2 separate regions of the Homo sapiens genome follow, and region 2 is linked to region 1. A link is an interaction called in ENCODE POLR2A ChIA-PET data of the cell type or tissue named here. Cell type or tissue: OCI-LY7. All regions are shown on one strand. Each heading gives the region's core, and the rest is flanking DNA. Links, peaks and the distances in the headings are about the cores only. Region 1 overlaps LOC105371664 (a long non-coding RNA gene). Region 2 holds the start of RGS13 (regulator of G protein signaling 13).

Region 1 (15,879 bases), core at 2,497-10,496:
CCAATTCTGTGAAGAAAGTCATTGGTAGTTTGATGGGGATTGCATTGAATCTGTAAATTACCTTGGGCAGTATGGCCATTTTCACGATATTGCTTGTGTCGATTTTCAAAGGGAACGCTTCTAGTTTTTGCCCATGCAGTATGATATTGGCTGTGGGTTTGTCATAAATATCTCTTATTATGTTGAGATACGTTCCATCAATACCTAGTTTATGGAGAGTTTTTAGCATAAAGGCTGTTGAATTTTGTCGAAAGCCTTTTCTGCATCTATTGAGATACTCATGTGGTTTTTGTCGTTGGTTCTGTTTATGTGAGGGATTACATTTATTGATTTGTGTATGTTGAACCAGCCTTGCATCCCAGGGATGAAGCCAACTTGATTGTGGTGGATTAGCTTTTTGATGTGCTGCTGGATTTGGTTTGGCCTTTGTTAAAATTTCTTAAGAATTTCATGGCAACTAAAGCAGAACCTTAAATCATGCATAAGCCCAAACATTCTCAGCACAGGGCCCTGAGTGGCTGCACAGGTCACACACCAAAAAAGCAGGCTTTGGTAGGAAATAAGGTCAGGTCAAACAGGTAAGAAAGTAGGAGAATATATTTTGAAGGGCCTTCTAAACTCTTGTAAGAAATTTGACTTTCACTCTGAGATAAATGAGACATAACTGGAAAGATCTGAGCAATTTCAAGTATGGGATCTGTGTTGAAATTAGTTTAGGAGCCCAAAGTGGAAGCAGGAGACCACTTGGAAAACTACTGCAATAATCCAGGTAAAAGATGATGGTGGCTTGGCTCAAATGGTGAGAAGTTGCAGACTCTGGAACTCACAAGATTGGTGATGGGTTTTATAAAGGGAGAAGAGAAATTTCAAGAGGAATAAAGAATGACTCCAAGGTTTTTGACCTGAGGACCTGAAAAACTGGTGTTGCCATGGACTTAGATAAGAAAGTGTGGGAGAGAGTCCAAAAGGGGCAGTGGTGGAGGGGGAGGGTCAGGAGTTCAATTCTCAACACAAGAGTTTGAGATGCTAAGACACTCAAGTGGAGACTGAGTTGGCAGTTGGACACATGAGTCCAGTGTTCAGGGGAGTGGTCAGGCTGAACATATAAATTTAAAAGTAATCAGGAAAGCCTTTTTTCTTCAGTGCAGCAAAAAGTAGAGTTCTCAACACATCTAGATTCTTCAGAAGTTCTAGGCTAATCAGAATTATTTGTATACCCCATTGCTCTTGGCTAATGACACCTGTACTAAAATTTTTACATCCTACTCCATTCATCTTTTATTAAAAAGTCCTTTTTTCTCTATTATTTAACAGTATGCCTTGGCTGTAACTGAACACCAAGGTGTTTAAAATGTGACTAAGAAGTTGAGGAAATCTGTTTGTAAATATCATAATTAGATTTCTCTACCAGCAGTAGACTTTTCTATTTGATTTTGGAACAGACTATTGATTTTTTGCAATCTCCAGACTGGCCTTTTGGTTACATAAATGTAAAGAAAATATCCGTCTATAAAATCTATGATATCATCATTAATCTAAATGCAGATAAATATTCTGGATAATAATAAACATTCTGGTTTAGGAATGTAAACTAGTAGGTTGAGCTAAGGCTGCATATTATTTTTGTCAGTAGGGAAAAAGAACAGTTATCCAGGGGTGAGAAGAACTAGCAATGTGTCTGGACTTCTTCCTGCACCTGGTCAAAGAGTTGGGGGTATTTTTTGTTAGTTTTAGGAGTTGCTAAAACATGAAACAGAGGGGCTGCCTTTGCAAAGACGTTAGGAATCTCTAGGTACACACAATGCTGTGTAAGGGTCTGACTATCTCAAAGAAATTACAGAGAAGAATGTTTTTCCTGGCTCTGTTCAGAACCTGATCCACAATGCCAGTGTATCTGACAGTGGCAGCTCTGAGAGAATCTGGCAGAGAGTGCTTCCTTAGCAGGATCCTGGTCAACCGGTCAACCAAGAGGCCCAGGAGAGGTGCCTTCAAGGTGCATGAGGTAGTAAACACCAGCCAGCTGGAGCAGTATAGGAAAGAGTAGGGAATGAGGGGCCCCATGGTGAATGCATGTGAGGCACCCTCTGAAGAGCCCAGAAATAAACTTGGAAATGTTTTGCAAGGAGAGGATTGCTATTCAGTAATTACTTCCTTGGAAAGTTGTAGCGTGATAGAGGGTCAGGGTTACTGTAATTTAGTTTACTGATGTATGATGCCATTTTTACCCTCAGTTTGGTAACAGCTGGATGTACACATGTATACTAGTTCTAGTTAGGCACCGAGATATTTGTCAGCTGTTTTCTTTGAAACTAGGTTTCTTTCAATATGGCCCATTGGCTAAGGCCAAGTAATATAGTCCAGTCTATTTCTCTAAGCTGAGTGAACTGCTTTCTATATTCTTTCCAGTCTTCTGCCAGGTCCCCTTTTTCCTGCCATCTGTCACAATGAGAGAGATTGATAGGAAAAGAGTTTTTGTGATTAAAATTCAAAACGAATACAGATTTCCATTGCTTATTATAATTAGAAGTACAGTGATATCTAACCATGTAACGACATTATATACCTCACCCCACTCTCATACTCCAACAAGAAGATGAAAACCCAGACATGTTACTAGTTAATAACTCAGCATAATATGAGTTATAATAATGTACACAGTGCTTACAACTTAAATGTGAACTAGAACTTTTTTTCCTATAATTTGCTTTCAACTTATTCTCGAGTTTGAAGATGACCTCTCTTTGGGGGTTTATGAATGGGTGGAGAAAGGTAAATTGATCCTCACACACAAACAGAAGAATTATGTCTCCTTTTCATGTCTTTAAATATACAAGTATGTCCTATAGTTTCAAACCAGGTATAACATGACTAATTTTTTTTGTTTTTTAATAAACTTCTTTTTTTAAAAAAATGAAGAAAGCATTTAGTTTTCTAATCTTTAAAGAAGTAAAACACTTTAGAATTATATCACATACATATGAGGTAATTTATTTATTCTGATTATTCATATAAAATAGAGTTTTTCAACCCCAGTGCTGTTGACATTGAGGCTGTATGAGTTTTTGTTGTGGGAGGCTATCCAGTGCACCGTGGCATGTTTATCATTATCCCTGGTCTCTAACCACTAGATGCCAATAGCACTTTCCTACCTCACCACCCCAAGTCATTAAAATAAACAGTGTCTTCTGAAGTTGTGACATATCCCCTGGGGGTGCCCTAGTTGAGAACCATTCATAAAGAATCTATTACTTTACAGCATGTAAGAGAGAAATAAATTCATTTTCATAATATATTTTATTATTCAATCATCTCAAGCAACCATTTGAAGTCTTCAACCAAAGGAAGACAACAGAGTTTTGCCAAACAGATAATGCAAGACATCATATTTCCCCAAAATTATTAAATGAAACCATGTACACTATCATTTGATGAAGCATAGAAAATATCAGTTACCTCTGTGTCATATTCATGCTACTCATAGATGACAGAGTTGACTAATCAATTTCCTTCAGAAATTCAACAACAGCAAGTATCAGGTGATTTTTGTCCACTCAGTAGAGTCTATGTCTCATTAAGCTGGGCAACGGGCAGAAAGATTACAGATCGGTACTGGAGAACTCTGTTGGTTTTTAATCTGTTTACAGATAACAGCTTTTACCTTTGTGCACACTTCTAATACTAGTATCTTTTAATACAATTATCTTTCATGTCAGGCATTTTTTAAAGTTATATGTTGATTGTGTAGATTTCCATTTCAAAGGGGAAAAGCAACGGTTAGAAACTTCTGAATGGAACATAAACAAAACCAAGCATTTTTTCATATTGGTCCATTACACTCCCATCTCTTGCTTGATGCTTGAAGAAAAACTCAGTCGCACAGGCTTCATGCATATAAAGCATTTCTTATGTGGAATATATGAAGAGAAACTCAATAGCAAAACTTACTTTCAAGACTAGATGAATGAGCCACTTATTTCAAAAAATATATAAAGGATACTACCAAGGAAGTCACAGAATTTGATTTGTTCTATGAGTTTACTATGTTTACTCTTGATTGTATTTGAACTTTAATCCTGTCTTGCTGACTTTCTTCCACTGTACACCAAGAGCCTCACAAAGAAAGGAAAATTGGAAGGTTTGATGATGTAAAACCTGAGACATTTAACAGATATTTTTAAACTTCCCCTACTTATTCTACTTTTTTTCTTTTTTTGTTCACTTTGCCCACCTCAATTTATTTATTTATTTTTATTATTATACTTTAAGTTCTGGGGTACATGTGCAGAATGTACAGTTTTGTTACAAAGGTATACACATGCCATGGTGATTTGCTGCTCCCATCAGTCCATCACCTACATTAGGTATTTCTCCTAATGTTATTCCTCCACTAGCCCCCACCCCTTGACAGGCCCCAGTGTGTCATGTTCCCTGCCCTACGTCCGTGTGTTCTCATTGTTCAACTCCCACTTATGAGTGAGAACAGGCAGTGTTTGGTTTTCTGTTCTTGTTATCACAAGTTTGTTGAGAATGATGGTTTCCAGCTTCATCCATGTCCCTGCAAAGGACATGAACTCACCCTTTTTTATGGCTGCATAGTATTCCATGGTGTATATGTGCCACATTTTCTTTATCTAGTCTATTATTGGTGGACATTTGGGTTAGTTCCAACTCTTTGCTATTCTGAATAGTTTTGCAATAAACATACATATACATGTGTCTTTATAGTAGAATGATTTATAATCATTTGGGTATATATCCAGTAATGCAATAGTTGGGCCAAATGGTATTTCTAGTTCTAGATCCTTCCAAAAAAGAGCCCGCATAGCCAAGACAATCCTCGGCAAGAAGAACAAAGCTGGAGGCATCACACTACCTGACTTCAAACTATACTACAAGGCTACAGTAACCAAAACAGCATGGTACCTGTACCAAAACAGATGTATAGACCAATGGAACAAAACAAAGGCCTCAGAAATAACACCACACATCTACAACCACCTGATCTTTGACAAACCTGACAAAAACGAGCAATGGGGAAAGGATTCTCTATTTAATAAATGGTGTTGGAAAAACCGGCTAGCCATATGCAGAAAACTGAAACTGGGCCCATTCCTTACACCTTATACAAAAATCAACTGAAGAGATCAAAGACTTAAACGTAAGACCTAGTACCATAAAAATCCTAGAAGAAAACCTGGGCAATACCATTCAGGACATAGGCATGGGCAAAGACTTCACATCTAAAACACCAAAATCAATGGCAACAAAAGCCAAAATTGACAAATGAGATCTAATTAAACTAAAGAGTTTCTGCATATCAAAAGAAACTATCAGCAGAGTGAACAGGCAACCTACAGATTGGGAGAAAATTTTTGCAATCTACTCATCTGACAAAGGGCTAATATCCAGAATCTACAAAGAACTTAAACAAATTTACAAGAAAAAAAAACAAACAACCCCATCAAAAAGTGGGTAAAGGATATGAACAGACACTTCTCAAAAGAAGACATTTATGCAGCCAATAGACATATGAAAAAATGCTCATCATCACTGGTCATTAGAAAAATCAAAACCACAATGAGATACCATCTCATGCCAGTTAGAATGGTGATCATTGAAAAGTCAGTAAACAACAGGTGCTGGAGAGGATGTGGAGAAATAGGGATGTTTTTCCACTGTTAGTGGGAGTTTATCCTTTTTTTCTACACAGGGATATTCAGGTGGTGGCATATCTAAAAAACCTTACATAAACAAAAATGTATTTTTAAAATATATTTTATGCTACTTAAATAAGAAACCAAAAAAGAAAAATGGGAAGGCGATTGTCCTCTCCTCCCAGGCAGGGTAGATAAGAAAATAGAGAGGCAACATGAAGTGGATACTTGCAACTCTTAATGAAACTGAACCAGATACTCAAGACAGATGGGCTCCCCTACATCTTGCAAAGCAAAACTTATTTGTTCCTTTTACATTTTCAATTGCTTAATTTGAATTTCTTGGTGCAGGCAAAAGGATTTGTGAGAAATGTTTTACCCTCTTTCATTAAAAAAAAAAAAAACTATTCAATAGCAACTGTCTGAAGAAGGGGAGAAAAAAGGAAAGAAAACAAGAAAAGCCACAAAGCCCAGCTGCACTTAGTTTCTGTTCACTTAGTGCAGCTTATGACGTAGGCTCGTTGTATTTTGAATTTGCACATTAAAAACATTCATTCAGAGAGGAAACTGCCTTTGGCATAACCTGCAGAAGCAAATAGCATTCACAGAACTGTTATTCAAAAAATTGTACCCAGAGAGCTATATTTCTTATTTAAATGAAACTTAAGTAGAACCAGGGAGGAGGGGGAGGTATGTTTTATGGTGGGTAACTTCTGACTTAAAATTTGAATCAGGTTTCATAAACAATTATTGGAATCTGAGAAAAAGTCAAGCATCAAACCCTGAGTAGCTGAGAGTTTGGGGGTCTCACAGCACAAAAAAAAGGGTGTTGAAAGAGGAAGCCCCGTTTTTGCTCTAAGTGACTTGCCTGATCCCGAAGTTATGTTAGCTTGTTTACCTCCAAGCACACCTTTGGAGTGAGATTTTTAAAGCAGTTCTCTTTGTAACATCAACATTACAATCTATATCCTGAAAACTACGAAGTTTTATATTCCTCCTTCCCCTCACTAGGCCTCCCCTGGCCTGCTTGTGTATTTGCTTCTTAGGGTCTACAGGCCTCTCTCTGAACTAAAGCTCTTTTGAAGTCCCAGACTTCCTATCTCCACCCAGGATCTAACTTAGTGTGATAAAGGATAATTTATTTATGAAAAACATTCATGCCATTCTTTTAAACTAGAAGCTTACATTTCAAGGGTATGGAAATGATTTCTAGCTGCCCTAATTTCATGGCATTGGGCTGTCGTATGTCATATACCACTGCACTGTTCATAATATTTAGACAGTTCCATAGCAACCTGTAAAATACAGCCTCCAGAGGTCTGCATTCCTCCAGCTATTCATGAAGGATTGGAGGAATTCCAGAGGAAAGAAACCACATTACAGAGCACTGGGTCTGAAATGCTCCCTTTATGGTAGCAATTGCAGGAAACCTGGAGCAAAAACATGTCTTAGGATTTGATGCAGACCTCACTACAGTTTCTAGAAGCATTCCCTTTTCACTTCTAGTTTTCTGACTTTACTTATAAGGTATCCAAAAATGGTTTGATAAAATTAGACTGCTTTATAGCTTATCTTTTTTTCCTTTCCAGGGTGGACAAATAAATTATCAGATTTTTATTACTTAAAATGTGTTATACAAAAATATTAGTGGGCAATACAGAAACGCAAATATATTCTAAGGCCTGGTTCTCTTTCCATTTGCTTCTTGAAATTTGCAAGTAAAATTTTCATTTTGGCCTACTTTTGAACCAGACCACAAAAACTTACTTTATTACACTATCCATTCACATTAAAATAGAATTTCTACAGTGACCAGCACAGAGATTTTAAATAAATGTGGTCGACACTCCTTAGTCACTGTTGCCATCTTCACTCTCTCCATCTCTCATTTTCATCAACCTGTAAGATAAGTCACTATCTATTTTCTATCTATATTTCATTCAAAATGTCTTATACGTTTGTAGCTCTCTATTCTCATAGGTACTACTTATCTCCAAATTATATCTCCTCGCATAAGATTACCATAATAGTCTACCACTTTATGTCTTTTAAAATATTTCCTGTAGCACCTTATAGAACACACAATATTTTATATATTCATCACATTTGATCCTCAACCTATGTTTTAAGCAAAGCAAACATCATCCCAGCTTCACAGATAAGAAAATGGTCTCAAGAAGACTAAATGACTTTCTTAATCAATGTCATGAAGGTAGCAAGAGACAGAAACAAAACTTGAACTCAAAACCCTTGAATCTAAATCCCAGTTCCCTAAACTTAATACTTCCTTCTTAAGGCCAAATAACAACAGCACAATAAAACCCGCTAAAAATTTCAACAGGTCCCTATTTATTAAACACATATGGCAACTTAGAAGTGGAGTGGCCTTACAGAGTATGAGGTTTAACAATCCTCATTTTATATATTATAGCTCCAGAAGCTTGAGGACTGGGTGATATTTCCAACATTACAGAACCAACGATAGACCCCACCAGTTCTTGAATCCACTGACTCCCAGCTACAGCATTTTCTGCTACACTTTTCTGTCTTACTGCCTTAAGTGACCCCCAGAATTTTTAGCTTTTGATAACATGTCCCAGTAACATGTCCAGCTTTAATTTTACCATCTCAAAAATGTGCCTCTGCTAAAAACAGGTTTATACATTTCACTTTCCAACAGGGGGACCACACTGATACAACCTCTGGACAGTGGTCCACATTGCTCACCAAACCTGGAGCAATGTTCCCTTCAGTCTTTCCAAGTACAAGTCCTAGTCAAATTCTACTCCCTGCACAGAGCTGGCATCTCTGTACCTCAAGAAACCTCCCTTCTCCGACTTCTTGCAGTACTTGTAGTTTCTACCACACAGATCTCATACCTGCAAATCCCTTTGAGGTCAGTGGCCAACTGGTCCTATGTTCCTGTCTAATCTCGTTCCCATGTTCTCCTCACTGAGAACAGTTGTTATATGAAATGTTATTTCCTTTTCCTAGAATATCCTTCCACTCTCACATATTAAACTGTCTAGAATATTCCTACTCAGGCTTTGCTTCTCAGCTTAAATGCTGCTTCCTCCATGAGGCCCCTGCTGTCTCTAGGTGACATAGGAAAGCTGTTTTCTGAGTTCCTATAGCATTCTGTACATTACTCCTTCAAACCAGTTATCTGATTTATATTGAAGTTGTCTACATGTCTGTTTCCTCACTAAAGATTCCTTGTCATAGACACAGTCATCAGCTTTTCTTATGTACTAAGTACTATTCCCAGGACAAAACTGGCACATGATATTTGTTAAATAAATCCAAAAATGAAATATTTATTTGCATAATAATGAAGACATTCTGTGTTACTTTAAGCTTAATAAATAAATACGGAGTTGGAAGCTTAGAGGGAAAATGTTTATCAAGAAAGCAGATATTGACTCTCATTGGCCTAGATCTAATTCCTATAGCAAACAATAAAGCAATGTTGGAGAAAGACAAAGTAGCAATTTATTTAGCTATTATTGTTCTTTCAGGGGTCACGGCCTTATACTTAGAGGTAAGTTCTTATATTCCACTATTTTCTAGAATTGGAGCGACTTATCCTTATAATAGAACTGTATTGAACATTTTGCTATTCCTTTAGCTCACCAAACTTTTTTTTATTCTTTATTTTTTATTTTTCTTGTGATAGGGTCTCACTCTATTTGTCCAGGCTACTGCAGTGCGGTGGCATAGGGTTCGCTGTAACCTGGAACTCCTGGGCCCAAGCAATCCTCCCGCCTCAGCTTCCCAAGTAGCTAGGATTATAGGCGCATGCCACCATGCCCAGCTAATTTTTAAAAAATTGTTTTAGAAGTAGGGTCTTGCTACATTGAGCAGGTTGGTCTTGAACTCCTGGCTTCATGTGATCCTCCTGTCTCAGCCTCCCAAGGCACTGGGATTACAGGAGTGAGCCACTGCACCCAGTCATAGCCCACCAAACTTTCTTAAACCTGTATTTTCAAATAGACTGTGTCCTCTATCTAAGAGGATGCCCCCAACACACTCCTTATTGGACAACCTCATATTCATCTTTTCATAGACAATATAAGGGCCATGTTTATGACCACTTTTCTGATTCCTTCTAGAGATAAATTCTTTCATGCTTCCAAAACCCTGCATGCACAGTTTTAGTACAGCACTTAACTTTATTTATTTACAACAAGTAAATCCTCTTTTTTCCCCTGTGTAGACTGTGACTACATAAAAGCATGGAGTTCACCTATTTCATGTATAATTTTTAAAGCTCAGCAATGTTTAGCACTTTTCATGGAACAAGCATGTATTCATACATTTAAAAGATGAAGAGAGAAAAGGAGGGGAGGAAAATGAAAAGACATGAAGATACTTGAGTAGCTAGTATTCTGATGCAAGTTAGTTTCTGTTTATTAGAAGATTTGGAAGCAAGCAGCAAGGTCAAAGCTATCTTCTTATTTCTGTTTGCATGTAAAGTTGTGGAAACATAAGGTGTTTCTAGAGTAAACTGCCGGCACCTATTCCACAGGTTCTTGGGTGTCAAGAGTCAATACCTAGCTTGTAGCTATGAGAATCCACTTTCGGGTGTTATTAGTGTTGGAAGGCAGTTGCAATGGTAGCAGTGCCCCACTTCTTAATTCCAGCATTCTAACGACTGCATAGCAGCTCCAGGAATTGTTCCTAAACTTACAGCTTTAGTGAAGACCTCAGAGGCAGTAGCTTCCTAGTGGAGTCAATCTGGGGTCAGTCCTGAACACCCAGCCTACTATCCTCTCCTTTAACATTTCAATAATTGTTTAAGTACATCATGTCCCGTATTTTTAAAATCCTTCTTGCTTAAAATACCTATAGTGGTAATTTCTGTTTCCGTTAGTGCATCCTGACAAAATAAGAGGGAACAAAGGGAAGGAGAGGAGAGAAAAGAGAGAAAAAGAAGTCTCGGCATATAACAACTTAATTTCAATCCCTGCACTGAGAGACCTGACCCACAGTAGCTAGTATGGTTTCTAAGCGGCCTAAGTTCACACCCCTGGTATGACCCAACCATCTCATGAATTTCTGCCTTCAAAAGCTCATGGGTGTCAAAAGCATTTCCTGTTTGTTCTGGCTAATACCTGATGATAGGCCCCTGATATTTCCTTCTCAGTGCACTTATTAAAAAAGGATTATAATTGTGAATCCTGTCTCTTTCCCTTTGGAGATATATATGCAGCTCCTACGACTTCACTCGCTCCCTGTCCCTACTCCCTCATTTTCCCTTTAAAGCACTCAGTCACTTCTGCACAAATCAGAATGGAGTTCAGCTCTTTCTTCTTCTTTTTTTTTTTTTTTTTAACTTTTTTAGAGACAGGATCTTGCTATGTTGCCCAGGTTGAGCTCAAACTCCTGGCCTCAAGCAATCCTCCTGCCTCGGCCTCCTAAAGCACTGGGATCAGTTCTTTCTCCTGTTGTCAGTCGTTTCTGAAGAAAATCTGTTTTCACTGCTGTAATGTCTGGCTTTATCTTAGACAAGAGAGACTTATTCTTTCTGCTCTTTTTCTTCAACTTTTGTAGGTCAACTGATAGCCAATTAGATTATAAGAATAATTTTTTATTTCTATAAAAATATAACATTGGTTCATTTTAAACAATATAGATCATTAAATATCATAATGATTTATTATGAAACCACATTTTCTATATATCTTTTAATGGAGAGATAGTGTTCTCTCTCCAGAATATTTAACCTGTGATTTTACCTAAAGTCTGACAGACTAAATACTTCAAGTACTACTCAGTATTATGAACCAATCCCATAAATATTAGAACTTTCTAGTCCACATATAGTTTCAAAGTAAACACTAATAAACAACATGACTCCAAAATTCATCTGCAGAAACTACAATTTAGTGTAGGAACTATAAACTACAAAATAAATTAACATTAATAGAATCGTTCTTTGGCTGGGCACAGTGGCTCACACCTGTAATCCCATCACTTTGGAAGGCAGAGGTGGGTGGATCACCTGAGGTCAGGTGTTCAAGACCAGCCTGGCCAACATGGTGAAACCCCATCTCTATAAAAATGCAAAAATTAGCTGGGCATGATGGCAGGTGCCTGTAATCCCAGCTACTCGGGAGGCTGAGGCAGGAGAATCGCTTGAACCCGGGAGGCAGAGGGTGCAGTGAGCCTAAATCGCACCATTGCACTCCAGCCTGGGTGACAGAGCAAGACTTCATCTCAAAAAAAAAAAAAAAAAAGAATTGCTTTTGTCAATTGATGAAAAAAGGAAATTCCAACTGATGCTTTAAAAGAGAAATTGCCTGGAGTAGAGAAAGACTGTAAGAGTTCTACTCTCTTTGGCCTTCGATTAAACAGAAATATTTCAGAGGAGCTTGAATCCTTTGAAACACACTTATACTGCACAGCGTGTTGCTATCCTCATTTCTGTTACTTAGGTTTTGCATTTTCAGGAAATGAGTAATTTGCCAAACATGCAGAGTCCCATTATTTAGATTCAGTTCTCTTGAAGGGATAAAAACAGTTGTTTAAGAGGGACTCGAAGATTCTTCACATTTTAAGCGTAATATACTTGTAAATGTTTCTCACTTGGAAGAAACTGCTGACAGGTGTGGTTGTGGGTTAAGCTTTAAGAAAGCTTGAGAAATTCCCCTGTTGACTAAGTATCAATTCACTGTAGTCCCAGAGCGATCGCCTCTGGACATCCCCTTTGAACTTTTTTTTTCCTCTAAAGGGGTTCATGCAAGAACTGTGATACACTGTATGTTCCTTCCTAAAAAGAAAGTACCTCCATGGACAACTTGAAAATTTCCAGCAACAGTAAACTTATTACCATTTTTCTCATCATTCCTAATCATTTTTAATGAGGAAGTGCAAACAGCTTGGAATCAGGAGCTATAGACTGTGAATGAAAAATGCAAACAACCTGGAATCAAGAGCTATAGATTGTGAATGAGTAGTCTCATTTAATCTCCACTGCATTCACTCCTAGAGAAGCTTGGAAAATTTCCCCACCTTTAAAATAAAATGGTAATTTTTTCAACTTGTAACCTCATAGAAATAGCACAAACATTAAAAAACAGAATCTGTATCAAAATATGTGAATTCTTTGAGGGACATTAATATTTTTGGCTACAATATTGGGATTATAATGGTAATTATTTGGAAAAATAGTATTATAAAACTTAATACTATTTTTCCAAATAATTACCATTATAATCCCAATATTGGCTATTCCAAGAAATTTAGCTAAAATAGCTGATGGGATTATCCCCACTTTTAAAGAATATTTCACTGAGAATACTAACAACTTCACTCTTACTACTTCCTCTTTTTAAAGTAAAGGCGATCTGAAGAAAGCATAAATGCACAAAAATATTGTACGATAGTCAAAAATAAGAGGGCATAGAAGATGGAATAAGCTGAATGCCTTTCTGGATGCAATCCCTATTGAAAGTCATATCTGAGGTTTGTATCAAAATCATGAGCTGAGATGGTATCCAAGGCAGGAAGGAGCAGATGCAGGCTGAGGAAGGACCTGTGTGTGAGGATTGCCTGAGGACTCAGAATACTGGGTAACTGCATGCATTAGGGAACTTGAAACCACCCACCATTAAGTACGAAACATGATTTCAACATGTTAAGGTGGCTTCTAATGGGTCTTAGCAGTTTATGGTTTCCAGGCTCCATTTAACTAATATCACAGAGACTTTCATTAATGCATGAAATACTGATGTACCTAATCTCTGCAGTCTTCATAAAATAATGACTCACTTTTGAAGTAGATGCTGGTACTTCTTTGGTACATTTGTGTCTTCTCTTTTTCATGTGGTCAGTGACAGTACTACACACCCCATAGTGGATGGAAAATGTTGAGAAATGTTCTGTGCAAATTCATGCCTATCATTAATTTCCTTGAGTAACAGAAATATGTACTTTATTTTTAATTAAACATAAACTTTTTTAGCTTATTGCTGTGGAAAGGGTTTTGTTGCCAAATTTTAAAAAAAATAAACGAATAGATATATAATAACGGTGTACGATAAATTTAAAAAAATACTTTTGCAAGAATATTCAGATTGCCTTATACACATTCTTTGGCAGGAGTGCTCAATTTCTATTTCCTGGCAATGCTTCGTGTGCAATTGACTTTTCATTTCCCGCATTTCCCCATGACTCCACCAACATAAGTTTGTTCAGCTCTTTTTATCTCACATATCACAATACCACCATAAGCACAGCACAAATGGCTGGTGAAAAAAGACACTAGTTGGGACAAAAAGCTTCAAATGCTCCTCTTATCCACAAGCAGAGAATTGAGCCGTCTCTAGCTGTGTATGTCTCATTACTTCTAAAAAACATAGGAAAAAGAGAGCCGAGTTATCACTCATCACTTATCAGATTTAACCAGGTGTTGAAATTAGAAGTCTGTTTACTGCTATGTGATTCACACTATAATAGATAAGATCATGACAGAAACTGGAAATACAAATTAAAGGTTCACCAAATCCATTCCATTTTATTTTAATGCAAACATTAATGAGTATTTTATTAAAAAAAAAACTATGGGACATAAGCTAAACTAGAAGAGGTGATTGTACATAAAGCATGAACCACAGTTATCTTAAGCAAGCCAGTAATGAACATGAACCAAAAAATCAGAAAATTAATATTGGCATGAAATCATAAATGAAATAAATAGAAAAGTGGGCAATTAGAACTCTAGTTTTACTTTTTAAAATATTTTATCTTTTAAAAACTGCATTTTCAAACATAAAAAAACTTGAATTATAACAAAATAATATTTATTATCCAAATTCAATAAATGTTCATTTTTTTCATATTTATATGACAATTTTAAAATAAAAAATATTTGGATATACAACATCTACTTTCCTCCATCCCAGACAGAAATATTATACCATCTCACCTATCAGCTATTGCTATGAAACATGCTGTATAACAAACTACCCATAACTCAGTGGTTTAAAACTATAATCTTTTATTTTCATGGATCTGAATGAAAGATCTGCAGATCTCATCAGAGCCCATTCATGCATATGAGGGCTAGTTGGAAGACAGCCAGTTAAGTTTTGGCTTGGCTGGGGCCATTTCACTCTGTTCCATGTATCTTCCCTTACGACTAGCCTAGGTATGTTCTTTTTTCCTAACAACGCAGAGGCACAAAAAAGCAAGGAGAAATACCAGTCTATTGAGGCCTAGGCTCAAAACTGTCACACTACCACTTCCATCTCATGCTTTTGGCCAAAGCAAGTCACATGGCCAAATCCAAAGTCAAGAGGGGGAAAGAGGCAGCCCACATGTAATGAGAGGGCATATAAGTTACAAGTCAAAGGGGATGAATACAGTAGGGGGTAAAAAATTAGGGCCAAAAACGCAATCAACTTCAACTCCCATTCATGTTTTTATATTAATCCTTTATGTCTATATCTATAATAATTAATGATATTTTTAATTGTTAAGATTCACATTAAAATGATATGTTTTCTTAACCTTGTGCAGTTTGACTTTCTTAATCATTTTGTTTGCAGTGATTACCTAAGTTGATCATTAAATTTATACTAGTTTTTACTACTAGTTTTTTAATTCTATAAATGGATTATAATGCATTCCTCTATTGATAAACATGTCAGTTTTCTCTAATTTCTTATTATTAGAAAAATGAATAAAATGAAAGTCTTGCATATGTTTCCTCATGCAAAAGTATGAGAATTTCTCCAGGGTGCATCTAACATAATGTATCTGAGTCTCAGGGTAAATATTCTTTCTACATTCAAGACAGCCAGTGCTGTCTAATAGAAATATAATGTGATCTCCAAATATAATTTTAAATTCTCTAGTTCCCATGTTAAAAAAATATATTATACACGTTTAATAAATTTTATTTAATACAATATATTCAAAATATTATTTCAAAATATAACCAAAATAAAAATTATCAATGTGATAGCTTACATTTTTGTATTAATTCTTTGAAAATTAATGTGTATTTTATACTTATAGCCCAGCTTAGTTCAATACATTTCTTTGTTGTTGTTGTTGTTGTTGTTGTTTGTTGAGACAGAGTTTTGCTCTTGTTGCCCAGGCTGGAGTGCAATGGCATGATCTTGGCTCACTGCAACCTCCGCCTCCTGGCTTCAAGTGATTCTCCTGCCTCAGCCTCCCTAGTAGTAGTAGCTGGGATTACAGATGCCTGCCACCATAC
Region 2 (15,596 bases), core at 7,597-15,596, 94 kb after region 1:
TTATTAAATAGGGAATCCTTTCCCCATTTCTTGTTTTTGTCAGGTTTGTCAAAGATCAGATGGTAGGAGATGTGTGGTATTATTTCTGAGGGCTCTGTTCTGTTCCATTGGTCTATATCTCTGTTTTGGTACCGTTACCATGCTGTTTTGGTTACTGTAGCCTTGTAGTATAGTTTGAAGTTGGGTAGTGTGATGCCTCTAGCTTTGTTCTTTTGGCTTAAGATTGTCTTGGCAATGTGGGCTCTTTTTTGGTTCCATATGAACTTTAAAGTAATTTTTTCCAATTCTGTGAAGAAGTCATTGGTAGCTTGATGGGGATGGCATTGAATCTATAAATTACCTTGGGCAGTATGGCCATTTTCACAATATTGAATCTTCCTATCCATGAGCATGGAATGTTCTTCCATTTGTTTGTGTCCTCTTTTATTTCATTGAGCAGTAGTTTGTAGTTCTCCTTGAAGAGGTCCTTCACATCCCTTGTAAGTTGGATTCCTAGGTATTTTATTCTCTTTGAAGCCATTGTGAATGGGAGTTCACTCATGATTTGGCTCTCTGTTTGTGTGTTATTGGTGTATAAGAATGCTTGTGATTTTTGCACATTGATTTTGTATCCTGAGACTGCTGAATTTGCTTATCAGCTTAAGGAGATTTTGGGCTGAGACAATGGGGTTTTCTAAATATACAATCATGTCATCTGCAAACAGGGACAATGTGATTTCCTCTTTTCCTAACTGAATACCCTTTATTTCTTTCTCTTGCCTGATTGCCCTGGCCAGAACTTCCAACACTATGTTGAATAGGAGTGGTGAGAGATGGCATCCCTGTCTTGTGCCAGTTTTCAAAGGGAATGCTTCCAGTTTTTGCCCATTCAGTATTATATTGGCTGTGGGTTTGTCATAATAAACTCTTATTATTTTGAGATACATTCCATCAATACCTAATTTATTGAGAGTTTTTAGCATGAAGGGCTGTTGAATTTTGCCAAAGGCCTTTTCTGCGTCTATTGAGATAATCATGTGGTTTATGTCTTTGGTTCTGTTTATATGATGGATTGTGTTTATTGATTTGTGTATGTTGAACCAGCCCTGCATCCCAGGATCCCAGGGAAGAAGCCCACTTGATCATGATGGATAAGCTTTTTGATATGCTGCTGGATTCGGTTTGCCAGTATCTTATTGTGGATTTTTGCAATGATGTTCATCAGGGATATTGGTCTAAAATTCTCTTTTTTTGTTGTGTCTCTGCCATGCTTTGGTATCAGGATGATGCTGGCCTCATAAAATGAGTTAGGGAGGATTACCTCTTTTCTATTGATTGTAATAGTTTGAGAAGGAATGGTACCAGCTCCTCTTTGTACCTCCTGTAGAATTCGGCTGTGAATCCATCTGGTCCTGGACTTTTTTGGTTGGTAGGCTATTAATTATTGCCTCAATTTCAGAGCCTGTTATTGGTCTATTCAGGGATTCAATTTCTTCCTGGTTTAGTCTTGGGAGGGTGTATGTGTCCAGGAATTTATCCATTTCTTCTAGATTTTGTAGTTTATTTGCATAGAGGTGTTTATAGTATTCTCTGATGGCAGTTTGTATTTCTGTGGGATCAGTGGTGATAACCCCTTTATCATTTTTTATTGCGTCTATTTGATTCTTCTCTCTTTTCTTCTTTATTAGTCTTGCTAGCGGTCTATCAATTTTGTTGATCTTTTCAAAAAATGAGCTCCTGGATTCACTGATTTTTTGAAGAGTTTCTTTGTGTCTCTATCTCCTTCATTTCTGCTCTGATCTTAGTTATTTCTTGCCTTCTGCTAGCTTTTGAATGTGTTTGCTCTTGTTTCTCTAGTTCTTTTAATTGTGATGTTAGGGTGTCAATTTTTTATCATTCCTGCTTTCTCTTGTGGGCATTTGGTGCTATAAATTTCCCTCTACACACTGCTTTAAATGTGTCCCAGAGATTCTGGTATGTTGTGTCTTTGTTCTCATTGTTTTCAAAGAACATCTTTATTTCTGCCTTCATTTTATTATGTACCCAGTAGTCATTCCAGAGCAAGTTGTTCAGTTTCCATGTAGTTGTGCGGTTTTGAGTGAGTTTCTTAATCCTGAGTTCTAGTTTGATTGCACTGTGGTCTGAGAGACAGTTTGTTATAATTTCTCTTCTTTTACATTTGCTGAGGAGTGCTTTACTTCCAACTATGTGGTCAATTTTGGAATAAGTGTGATGTGGCACTGAGAAGAATGTATATACTATTGATTTGGGGTGGAGAGTTCTGTAGCTGTCTATTAGGTCCTTGGTGCAGAGCTTGGTGCAGAGCTGAGTTGAATTCCTAGATATCCTTTTTAACCTTCTGTCTTGTTGATGTGTCTAATGCTGACACACGGGGTGTTAAAGTCTCCCATTATTATTTTGTGGAGTCTAAGTCTCTTTGTAGGTCTCTAAGGACTTGCTTTATGAATCTGGATGCTCCTGTATTGGGTGCAAATATATTTAGGATAGTTAGCTCTTGTTGTTGAATTGATCCCTTTATCATTATGTAATGGCCTTCTTTGTCTCTTTTGATCTTTGTTGGTTTAAAGTCTGTTTTGTCAGAGACTAGGATTGCAACCTCTGCCTTTTTTTTGTTTTCCATTTGCTTGGTAGATCTTCCTCCATCCCTTTATTTTGAGCCTATGTGTGTCTCTGCAAGTGAGATGGGTCTCCTGAATACAGCACACTGATGGATCTTGACTCTTTATCCAATTTGCCAGTCTGTGTCTTTTAATTGGAGCATTTAGCCCATTGACATTTAAGGTTAATATTGTTGTGTGTGAATTTGATCCTGTCACTATGATGTTAGCTGGTTATTTTGCTCATTAGTTGATGCAGTTTCTTCCTAGCATCACCAGGCCTGCCCTACAAGGGCTCCTGAAGGAAGCACTAAACATGGAAAGGAACAACTGGTACCAGCCACCGCAAAAACATGCCAAATTGTAAAGAATCTTGGCTTTCTTAAGGAAAGAGACCATATCTTTATACATCTTCAAATAGACAGCACATAAAACTGTTAAATGCTGCCCATTTTCCAAGGACCTTTGCAATGCTACCTCGGCAGTAATATACTTCTGATATCCACAAACAAATCTAATTTCTTATTCCTTTTATATCCTCTATAGATTGTACAACTTTGAATACATTTATTATGTTCTCTTTCTAGTAATTTGATTAATCTTATTACCGATTATACTGTAAGCTTGTGAAAATAAGAGATATATGATACTACCTGCATTCACTGTTCTGCCCCAATCCTCAATCCCACTCAAAATCATTCTCAGAAAGTACTTGCTTGATAATGTCAATTAAATCAAATAGTAATGGTTATGCCATCCTTATTTATAACTACAACATTGAAGTATATCGTATCAATTCAAACTGCAGAAATAATGAACAAACAAGATTTTTCTGGTTTATTTAAGGAGCAAGAAATATTTGTAGTCAATGAAAAGAATTTCTCTGTGAAAATTTTGAAGGGGCTAACTCTCTCTGCCAATACTCCTTTGCCAATATATCTACAAACTTCCCCATCTCTCATGTTTTGCAAGTTCCCATCAGTATCTGTGGTGACTTTTATATCACTCTACCTTCTGATACACAAAGCAGTGTGGTATAGGAAATAAGATATGTGCTTTGAAGTCACATAGTCCTAATCCCAAATTACACAGCTCAGGTGAAAGACCTAAGTATGCTGCTTACCCCATCTGAAGTTTAGGTTCCTTTTCTCCAATATAAAGACTGAAATAACAACTTCATATGGTTGTTGTGAAGATCACGTGAGAAAATGTGTTTAAGGCACTCTTTAAAGTGCCTGTCATATTAAAGGTACTTTAAAAAGTTGGATTAAAAGTATTGATTCTATTAAACAAATATTTATTAAGTACCCACTGAAGGCCATGCACTAATTTGTTCCAAGGACCCAATAATGAACAAGACAGACACAAGGCCTATTCTCAAATTGCTTAGAGTCCAGTGAAGGAGACAGACAATTCAGCATGCAAATGTTGTACCTGGTGATAAGCACAGTAATGCAAAAATAAAGACAAGAGTGTCTTTAGGGTACAAATGAGGAGCACCTCTAAAATCAGAAGACTCATTCTTCCAATAATTTCAAATTGCCACCTAAATTCAAAAACTCAGTATATACAAACTGTGGTCATTGTTAACAATAAAATCTATTGGATGATTCAGTGATGAAGGAACAATGCAAGGTACCAGCTACCATATAATCACCTTACAGAATTATCATGCCTTCTAGGCTATACCACATTCTAGAATCCACAAGCACACTCTTGTAGAGAAACAGCAATCAAATCTACAAACAAATATTTATCCTTTAGATATATAGGAAAGCCTCAAGATAAAAACATACTCGATACACAGGTCATGCATTTGCATATTTTTCTACTTTGGCAGCAACTGAAAATTCAGTGTGAAGAGACAGGGACTAATAAGTAGTTTCTGCAAAGCAGATGCCCTTGTTGTGCTTCTAAAGCCTGGTTTCTGTATTTTTTAAAATAGCATGCTAATTTTAAAAGACAAAATAATAAAAGACATACAGGGTTGTGAATGGAAAAGTTTCAAAACTCACAAGGCCAATTTCTCGTTATAAGAGGTCCCTGGGGAGAGATAAGAAACTGGTATTTCACTTGTCAAACAGGAACTTGTGTGCTATTTTATACTTTGCTTTGCTTATAGCAACCTTAGCAGACCATGAATGTTATAGAGGAAGAATGCTATAGGGGAAGAGTTTAGGTAAATTAAGTCTAATGGCTTTGCTGCTTAACGTAAATGACAGCAGTTGACAGTAGGGCCCTGAGTTCATTTCAGGGGATAGGCTCTCTGTCTCTGAAGAGGGTTGGCAAAGAGCTGCAGGATAAAGGTGACACCAGGCTACAGCAACTTCCCCTGACTGGCATCCACCACACTCCTTGGACTTCCACTCTGCTCTTCTCTGCTCCCAGCAGAGGGGTGAATGTATATGTTCTGACTTTTGCTTGCCTTTAGCCTGAATGTTACATGACTTGAGCAAGTTGTAACCTAGAAAAACCTTTTATTTCCCTTAGGTGTCCTTCCATTTCTAGTCAGCTCTGCTTAAGTTGATTTCAAATATTGTCCTTTCTTATAATCAAAATATTTTTCTTGGGTATGTCTCCCAGATAGTTAGCAGATATATATGTTACTATTATATTTCTATAAAAATGGTACCCTCCTAGCTCTTATTAATTCCCCATTCGTCTCACCTGGATTCTGTGTAAGAGTGTGTATACTCTCCAACTGAGAGATTAATCATGAGGAGGAAATTAAGTCTTCTATGTCATCAACTGGAAAAAAAGATAAAATTAAATATCATTAATTAATTTAAATAATACAAAAAATTTCTCACTTTAGTTCGCTGATTTTCCTCTGCTTATTCACAGCTGTAGCATATATATATATATATATATATATATATATATATATATATATATAAATAATTATAAATTATCTCTAATGTGCCAATATAGGACCCAATATAGCTATGATTGCGTTCATAATGATTCCTTACAACAAAACCTTAATGTTGTAAGATAAATATCTTTGTAATTAGTGCCCTAGATTTTGCTCAGTGAGGATAAAATGGGACAGCATTCACTAATGTTCTGGAGTCTGTTCAGAGATGAATAGTTGCCAAAAACTACTGGAAGGTTGAAGACTTCCTAAAGTTTATCTAATTAAAGGCCATATGATATTAAGTCTCAATTTCCTCTTCTGAAAAATGAAGATAATAGAATCTGCCTCTCAAGGATGTTAAAAAGATTAGGTAAAGTTCCTAGCTCATTGTGCCCATTTCATGCTCTATGTAAACGGTAGTTATTGTTATTATTACTTTGACTAATAAATACTTCATAATAGTGTTGGGTGCATCTATAAACACAAAATGAAACAAAACTCTTCAAATATAGCCATAACAAACCTGTATGATAGCAGACAAAAACCCTGACCCAGCAGCTGACACGGTCACTAGATATGACTCTACATACTCGGCTGTGAAACCTGGGCCATGCACAACCCTTCTCTCTTTCGATTTTGTCATTTGAAAATTTAAGGAGTCAACCTAAATTGTTTGCAATGCTCCCAGAGCTTACAAACTATCATTTTTGTGAATCCTCTAGATTAAACAGTGCCCATCTGCAGTATCTGAGAGACCTAATGTCTTGCGTCTGAATCCATCCTTAATTTTGTCAGGAAATAAATATAACTAGATAATATACTATAGCTTTTCTGGGGAGGAGGAGCTACTATATTTATTTCTCTAGAGAACTACAAACTAGAACACTTGAACTCCTAAACTCCAAACCATATCTTCCTAGGCAACTCTGCAGGACTCCAAATTGACTTATTTCTGTTGAAAGAATAGGCTACTGTAGCAACTGATAAAGAGCCTATCTCTCAGGGACCCAGAGAGCACTTGACAGATACTATCACATTAAAGCTGTTTGTTGTTAGAGGAAAGCTAGTATGGAAAATCATTCTGATAACTAATCTGGAACACTGACAGCCAAGTGACTTTGTCTTCAGTGCCAGTGAACAAGGACAGTGCAACTCTCTAAATTCTATTTACTCATCAAGCCTCCTAATTAGATCAACTGCAATTGCCCAAGCAACTTCAGTGACCCTTGTTAGAGATTTCTCACCCAGCTGCTACTGCTGTGCAGTAGGCTTCTGAGACCCCAGCCCTGACTCTGCCTCCCTCACCACCACCTCATTACTCCTGGCTTGTGAATCTCAACACTGTCCTTTACTCACCCAGGAACGTCACCATCAGCAACAATGTCAATGCCTCTCCACTCATTGCAACTTCACAGCCAAATGCCCTCATGACAGTTTATCCAACTGTTAGGAGTATTATTTGAATGCACTCCTCTAAACCCTTTAATAGAGAATACAATTTTCCACAACCCAAATTAAAATGTACACAAAATTTCTCTTCTGGTATCTATCCCTTAGCTTTATGTCCCCTTCCAGCAAAACTAGCTAAATAATTTGTGATGCCCAATGCAAAATGAAAATGAAAGGTCCTTTGTTTCAAAATCAAGAATATTAAGACAGTGACAACAGAGCCCTAAAACCAAATTCTGGCCCTGTGTTACCATGGGACATGTCACATGCACATGAAGCTAGACCAGTCTCTCTTATTCCTGAGTTCTAAACCCTTCTAAACATGTGTACCATGGTGTCTTCATCAATCATGAAGTGTTTCCTCTCTCCCACAGCAACCTCCAGTGATTTTTTGCCAATCCTTTGTCTCCATTGGTTTATATCATGGGCTGTTGCCATTTGATAGTCTCATGTCTCAACCTCTCAGAGACCAAGCTACCTACTAATTAATTCACTAGACTGATTGTACCTGGAAGGTCTTCTAATCCTCACATTCCCATTTCAAGTATGGCCTCCAAAATCTCTGTTGCATTTTTATTGACTAATGCATCACCTATTGGCCAAGGGAATCCCTGTGTGTGTGGACTGTGTGAATCTCAGTATCTTCAAATAATTTTGCTTGTGGTCCACCTTAGAATAAAGCTTGACCCTGGGCAAGGTCTTCTTGACAGAGTAATCAGTTTATTTTTTCCAGAGTGACAGATAAAACGTTTAATTTCCCATTATCTAGGCCCTATAAAACATCTGTAGGCTAAGAGCAGCTATGCCAATTAGCAGAAGTGACAGCCTGAGTCAATGAACTGCAGCCTAAAAATAAAGCCACATGGTCCCTTTGGTCCCTTTGGAACACTGCTTGACTTGGAACAGATCTAAGTGGAATATTCCTTAGTTACCACTGTTTCACAATAGTTTTTTGACCCCTTTTTCTTAGGCATGTTTGATTTTCCGGTGTATTTCTAAACATGCACATAAGCAATTTAAATGTTTCCCCGGGCCTTGGCAGAAAGTGAAAATAAAATAATAAGAAATATATTATTAAGTACATTATTATTTATGTTATCAGATAAAACAAGTGTTTTTGAGCTGCTGGAGTTCTTTGTTTAGAAAAGCTTGGGTGTTTTTTTAATTATCATCAAATTCAATATGCATAAAATTCATAAAGCAAATTCATAAAATGTATAAAGCCAATGTATTTTGCTTTATGTCATGTACTTGAATACTGGGCATAAACTGAATTTCAGACATTTAAACTAGAAGAATTAACTAATGGAATTCCTATAGAATTCTTTTGTAAAATAAATCATTTTCAATGATAATAATCATTCTTTAATCTATATTTTCTTTCAGATATTTCATTATAAGAAGGCAGCATATATCGTGTGTCTTTAAAGAATGATGCTCAAATTGCATCATTTGAGGCAGAAAAATTAGATTCAGAAGCATAATATTCCATTTACTCAACTCAAATAGAAACCATGTTAATACCACTTAAGAGAAAAGACCAGAGTCTCAACATGGAATAAATTACAGTGAATAAAATAAAGCAAGAGTAGGGGAGAATTCGTGTAACCACAGCATCTTGTCACATGTTTTTCTAGTAGAGAAAGAAGAAGAGGAGATAGATACAAAGACACAAGGGCCTAAAAACTTTAGGCTGTTACCTAAACTGAGATAAGAATGTAAGATATACACAATTATCTGATTTTCAACCAGAAGTAAGCCAGAAAGGGAATGAGGACCTTAAAGTACACAGAACGCAGGAGTTAGGCAGCCTGAGTTTTTGACTCAGCTATATCTCAGCTACTGTGTGGCTCAGGGCAACGCACAAGAGATCAATTTCTTTCTTCATTACATGAAAGCTTTGAACTAGATTATCTAAATTTCCTTTAACCTCTAAATGTCCGTGATGGAACTTCTGCTTTAAAATGGGGTTGGAGAAGCAGTCTCTGAAACAAGCTCTTCCACTTCCTACACAGACAACCAACATTTAAATATAAAAATACCTTCCTTATTAGAAAAGTTGCCTTCACAAAGCTCTTTGGCAAAGGTTATAAGGAAAGCAAACAATCGATACAAATTTCACATTTCTATTTACTTTCTGCCTACTCACTTGGAAAAGCAATAAGATGAAATAAATTCCCACTGATCTGGGGGAAAATATAACTAGAATGCCATTTTTCCTAAGTTCCTTTGTTTGGAAGTTTTTAAAAGAGTTAAAACAAGCTTCACGGTTTATTAGATATTATTTTCTGTAGTGTTTGAAAATGTTATGGGGTAAAAAAAGGGCATGTGTTTTTAATGCCCTGAACATTTTCTTTTTCAAACAAAAGTCATCCTTCTTGTGTCTCGGTCCCCGTTGTTCTTCTTCCCATTCTGCCCCTTTGCTCAGCTTCATCTATAAAAATCATTTGTGTAATCTCTATTGGCCCCACGCTGTACATTCAGGATGCCTTATGTAGTTCCAGGCCTCCAGGATTATATTTCTTATAACACCAATCACTCTTCATTTTCCTTTGGATGTTATTTTCTTTGGGCAAAATTACTTTTCCTTTGTGTAAAAATGTTTTAAGAAAATATTTTCCATATCTGCAAAAAGCATGTAGTTGATGCACTAGTTTTACAGTTCTTAAAGCAACTCCTCAAATATTCAGACTTGAGGGGGAATTAAACAACACTTTTTGTATGGAGGAAAGCATACCAAAGTAGGTTTCTGAAGCTTCTGGGATTGCAATTTTTAAAATTCTTTGCCTTTTCTACAAAACTAAACTTGTTTTATCTAATCTTATTTGCATTATCATATCTTTCAGAGGTTTTAAGATATAGTGTCATAATCCTAAAGAAAAACATTTGCCTTGTATTTTATTCTAGTTCCTTGTTTGACTAAGTCACAAGGACACCATTGTTTAAATTTGCATGCCTCATAAAAATATATATTTGTGTAAATTATACTTACAAAGCATCTCCAGATATATCTCATTAACCACTACACAAATTATAGGTTACAAAAAGGTTACAGTCAGAGAGGCAGAACTACTTCTTAGGAAAGTATGAGATATGGGAAGCTTGTACAATATAATCCTTCCCAAACTTCACCCTATAATTTTTATCTAAGTGAAAATTGGTTAAAATGAACATTAGGGTAGTTTTTAGCTTGGATAAATCCTGTTGGGAAAAAAAAACTATATCCATCTATTCTTTGAATATTTATTGAGCATCTACTACATCAGTCTGAATGCTATGTCCACATATGCATTTGAAGCATGAATGAGAAAAGTGGGAGACTCCTTTGGTAAAGCAGGGAGAAGGAATGCAGGCTAATTCTGAGCTCTGCGCTCTTTTAGTCTCTCCTATCAGCTGACTGAGGTACCTATTTCTTTTAAAATGTTCCCTGCCTCTGATTCACTACCTAGCCATCTACTGCCCTCAATCACCAGACACCACGTAAGTCCTGAGGATAGATTTGTTTCAAGAATAAGACAAAAAGTATTTCAATGGTGATCTACAGAAAAACCATTTTAATTTCTGTGATAAGAAAAAAAAAACCGGAAATGTGGCACAAGTATGTTTGTTCTGTACTTCTATAGTAGAAAATTTATATACTTTGCACATGGCAGAACAGGACAGGCTTATCTAAACAATAAGGGATAGTGAGTTGATTAGGTGATTGGAAACAGGCTTCAGCTTTGCAACTGCACATCAGTGGGCCTTGTATGTTCAAAGCATTCCGCATCTAAAGAAGCAAACGATGCTTTCCATCTGTGATAACAAGGAAATGCTAAAGTTCCAATTTCCTTGACATTTTATTGCATTTACTTTTATCTAAAATGAGTATATAACATTATCTTATATAAAAGGAAAGCATGGTAGACGAGACATATCTTGAAAATCTTCTCTCTACCAGACATCCAGAAATGCTAAAAAAAAATATGTAACAACCCCATTTAAATGCATAGGCAAGCTTGCCAAAACTAAGAGAAATCAAGAAAAAAACAGAGGGAATCCTAAATCAGAGTGATAAACTGGCATTTAAAGTTTAGCTGAGTTCAGCATTTGCTAATCTCAGTAACCTAGAGATCTGGCTTTTAAGATCTGTTGCAAGCCAGGAAACAAAATCAAAGGCTGTCCTAATATGAGCCGGGGGCTCTTGAACTGCTATACCTTCAGTGAAACAGCAGACAGAAAAAAAACAAGTCACCTACAAAAATTGATGACAGGAACATGTCTATTTCAGCATAAAACCAGGTCTGTAATTTAAATTTACCCTACCTGTGTGGTCCAGGAGACCCAAGCTAAGAAAATAACAAAGCAGTCTTGTGTTAGAGAAGTGCCTGGGCTGCCTGACAGAGCCAGTGCAAATCCTCTTCAAAGGGACGTGCCCTTAACCCCATCCTTAGAGAATTTCACAGATCAAACAATGTGAAAGTACAAAAGAGCTAATAGACTCATCTCAGTGCAAATTAAACAACTGTGGAGTGTCTCCTTTTTTTTTTCCGGGAAAAGAACACTTTCCTATGTTAATGTTACCCCAAATACACTGGTGGAAACAATAAGATTTGAATGAATTCCCCAGAATTTAGTCAGGAAGGACAAGACAATCCACCAAGTGCTCAGAAGAAAATAGAAACCAAGTAGGACCACTGGTTTTTTCAATTACATGCTGGAGATCTGAAACCTGAGAGCACTGCCGACTTTCTGGAAGGGCCAAGAGAATGGATTTAAAGCAGCTACCAAAAGGGAACTAAGAATGATTGGGAGTTAGTGACTAAACTTTATAGCATAACAGGACCATGATTATAATTAAAGACATCTTTAAAGCAAATCATCTGAATAAATGCACACAGAATTGGTAACTAACTTTAATTGCTACTGAGGTTTATTTTATGCTAACAATAGTGTTCAATGCTCAGTAATCTCTTCCTAATTTTTGTTGTCGGTATATTTTGGGTTCACACAAGTCAGAAACCAAAGTTAGATTGTTTCTAATTGGCAGCAAACCAGAGGGGACGGGAGACTGGTCAAGTCTCTGAGTCGTCCACTCCAAGATGCGGACAATGAGTGTATGAAGACAGACTGAGAATGCGCTGCAAAGAAGCTTGGAAGAAAATGAAGGCAGAGAGGACAGACCTGAAAGGCTAAGAGGGACAGATCAGCGTCCATGGAAAGCAGGAGCAGAAGCCAGTCTTCTTCCAAACACTGGCACAAACCACTGCCTACTGGATACATTTCACCAGACAATTCACCCCAGTGTCCAAGAGTTTATCTTGCTTCTAGAATATATTGAAAAGAGCCACCCTCTGAACAAATGGCAAACACTATATAGTATAAATAGGATGCACTGAAAATAGTAGGCTTATTTCTTAAGCTGTCATCACGAACATTAACCAGTAATTATATTTCTCCACTTTTTGTAGAAGACATAAATGGCAAATTCTGAATTTATAATTTCTAATACTTCATTTTTCTGCTCTTGTAAAGTTCATTTTGAACTTTCAACATAAAAATATTAAAGATTTTTAATTGTGCACATTTGAACTTGTGTTACTTTGGACTTACATTGGCTGAAATTGAAATATAGTAAAAGTGCTCTAGAGTAAGCAGATCAGTTCATCAGAAGGACAGCCTTTCAATGGAAAGGGCATTCCCAAGCTGCACCAACGAAAGCATAATCCTGTTACCTGCCCTAACCTGACAGCTCTGAATTAGTCTGATCCACCTATGTGCCGTACAAAGCATTATATTGCTATGATTTCATAAACTGAACTTGAACTACACTTTTTCAGAGAAACAAAACCATGTTTAGAAATCTGCCACAAATATCTACACATTGCTCTTGAATTCCTCCAGGAATTTCCACCTACTCGTGCTGTTACTCTTCACTCTATGATTTATTTGTTTTTCAGTCCCTGTCGATACTTAAGTTTTACTCTGTAGGGAGATTCTCATGTTTGACTCCATTAAACAAGCTTTGAAACTGACACTCGCACAGGGTGTTACTTCCAGAATCTTCCTGCCAGCTCCTTGCATCCACACCATGAGAAAGAGCAAACATTCCAAATCCCAAAAAAATGAATTATTTGGGGTGAGGAAAAGTCTTGACTATGACACTGAAGATTTCCTGAAGAGATCCAGCATCCAAAATGTCCTGAGTGGGGAGGAAATCGCACACCTAGCACCCAGAGAAAATGAGTGCTATCCACAAACAACCCAGATCCTCCCAAGCTGAGGCTAACCTGCCCTTCACTTCCTACATTATTGCTACATCTACGCAGCTTCTGACTTTCCAAAGTTTCCTTTCCTTTTCTAGTCCCAAACTTATCTCTCAGGTTTGAGAAATTCAATTTTCTTGGGTTTGAATCTCAAAATTATAAAAGACAAGTAAGGTTAATCTTCTATCTCATTGGGCCCCTAAATATTTTAAGAAACACTCCATCAACCACATTTTGATCTTCTTTACTGCTGTTTTATTCTAGCATTTCTTTACTCCTACCTCTCTGTTTCTCTCTCTCTCTCTCCCCCCAAACCCCCCAACTCCCCCACCCCTCCCCACACACACACACAATTGGAGTAAATCCAGGACAAGGGCATTCACAATCTTACCATATTCTGTATTCATTAGACCTTATCTTAAGCACTGTGTTCAATTCAGATTTTGAAGGCATGTTAACAAACTGTAGAACAACGGAGTCCAGAACTGCTGTAGAGGACCAGTTGAAGGAACTAGAGAGGTATAACTAGAAAAGATACTTTTTTAGATCCTTCAGTTGTTAAAAGTCCCTAGTAATCTATTACAAACAGATTGATTTTAATAGTTCTCAACCATTTGCTAACATGTGTTTGCAGTGATGTCCTATGTGTTTGTACTCAGTTCTCTGTCTTTTTTAAAAGGGAATTTTACTTTAGACTATACATTTTCTAAAACTAGAAAAATTATTTTGGAGAAAAAGATTTGAGTATTACTTTGAAGATTTCATGAAGCTGCTGCTTCCAATCATCTGATCACTTCAGATGGTCTGATAATGTTAGATAAAACCTCTTTATCAGTAATGCACTGGAGTCCTACAGCACTACTTTCCATATTCAACAAAACCTCTCTTTGCATAGATACGTGTGTGTAAAAACAGAACATTCATACTGAGGCCAGAGTGCCATCGAAGGTAATTATAGAGACAGTAAAATCCTTTTACTCTGGGAAAAATAAAATGCTGGGTGTCTCACAAAATTTCAGAACCTGATTTCAAACGGATCATAACAAAGAGGAGATCAAATTTAGCATGGTGGACTGCTCGACAGGATATATTTGTAAGTATGAGATTCTATAAAATAGTTGATAAATACAAGACTATTGGCTTGCTATAAATCACTAGCAGATGCTGATTTCAATGGTAGAACTTCTGGGAGTGTTAACAGAGGTTTTTCTAAGAAAAAAAGACAAACTAACAAACACATATTCTTTTGCCTGGCTTTCTATATTTAAAACAAAACTTAGAGTCACTCCTTATATAAATAAATCTTCTAAGTTGGGCAACAGAGGAAATGCTACAGTTTTAAAGTATATTATTTCATTTTATGTTTTTGTGTATATTTTCATTTTAAATGTTTTTCATTTTATATGTTTAGATAAAAACATATTATAAAATCAGACATAGCTGAATTATTTGTTTCAAAAATCATGCATTACCAAATTATTAGTTCCATCCTTTGTTAACTGTACTGAAGCCAGGTGTGGATTATTATAAGGTTTATCTGAAACATTGTTAATCTTGATTTTGTAGAATTTTTTTATTCTTTTATGTTATGCTTAAGCACAACTATGCACAAATTTCTTGAATTTTTTAAAGGACAAGAAATTTGTGTGCTGTGGTCAACAAAAGCTCACTAAAATATAAATTGCTCCAAATTTTACTAAATTTTATGTAACATGCTATATCATAAAATAAAGAAACATATTTAAATGCAGATATATGTAAACAGACAGAATTGCTTTAAGAAAATTTATTTATTTTCATAATACTTTAAGATTTCATTTAAATAATGGAGGAAACAAATCTAATTCTGGCATACTACTAATACAACTCAATCCATTACCAATGCATTTATAATCACTCTGAGAATTAGATTCTATCGGTGAAATGTATTTCTTTCAAATAATTATCAGGAGAAAACAGTGGAGGCAAAATCATCGTGGAGACCTAAACTTGTTCTAAACACTCTATGTTTCGATTGTAAAAGTACACACTAGTTTTACCAAGAGGGTATTGAAAAACAAAAAAGGAAAGCAAATTAATACACAATATTAAGATAAATATAGATTATTTAAATAAAAAGTAATGGAAAATTACAAATTAAAACAGTAAAGAAATTTTTATAATAAGCCATGATATTAACACAATTTTAGATAAAGAGTTAATAAATAAAAATGGGAATAACCATAATCCAGCATTTCCGAGGTGGAAAAAGTATTTACTTAAAACTTAAGAGCATTTACAGTAATCTTTGCCAAATATGCATTCTCCAGGAAGCACACAATAATCTTTTTGTTTTTGTTTGGTTTTGTTATTATTTTATTTTTAGGTCAATGGAATGTTTCCACATATTATACCACCAACATGAGAAAAAAATGATCATTGTTTATTTGAAGCTTGGTGAGTTTATCC

Evidence for each region. ChIA-PET counts read pairs that join two places held together with the same protein. Peaks named below come from ENCODE experiments on the same cell type or tissue, not always from the same donor. Only the 100,000 strongest peaks of a DNase experiment are listed, where the experiment ranks them.
Region 2: POLR2A ChIA-PET joins it to region 1 with 29 read pairs; 2 of 35 experiments call an interaction of 5 or more read pairs at or near these places.

Annotation. Positions count from the first base shown.
Region 1 is chr1:192,532,961-192,548,839 of GRCh38, forward strand. The region is part of intron 4 of LOC105371664 (a long non-coding RNA gene); the gene reads right to left. Among named protein-coding and RNA genes, the nearest start is that of RGS1, 35 kb to the right of the region's middle. RefSeq lists an enhancer at 12,190-12,249. In OCI-LY7, for the core only: no CTCF peak of the experiment used is centred there; a DNase peak (open chromatin) is centred at 6,151; H3K4me3 peaks cover 1,500 bases; H3K27ac peaks cover 2,218 bases.
Region 2 is chr1:192,622,077-192,637,672 of GRCh38, forward strand. RGS13 (regulator of G protein signaling 13) reads left to right here and starts at 14,071. Exons shown (of 7, transcript NM_002927.5): 1 at 14,071-14,241; 2 at 15,514-15,584. It overlaps LOC107985241 (a long non-coding RNA gene), which reads left to right. Exons shown (of 2, transcript XR_001738348.2): 2 at 11,933-12,474. It overlaps LOC105371664 (a long non-coding RNA gene), which reads right to left and starts at 6,957. Exons shown (of 5, transcript XR_002958418.2): 1 at 6,811-6,957; 2 at 5,265-5,345. In OCI-LY7, for the core only: a CTCF peak has its summit at 14,825; DNase peaks (open chromatin) are centred at 11,075, 11,275, 13,155, 14,045 and 4 weaker places; H3K4me3 peaks cover 8,000 bases; H3K27ac peaks cover 8,000 bases.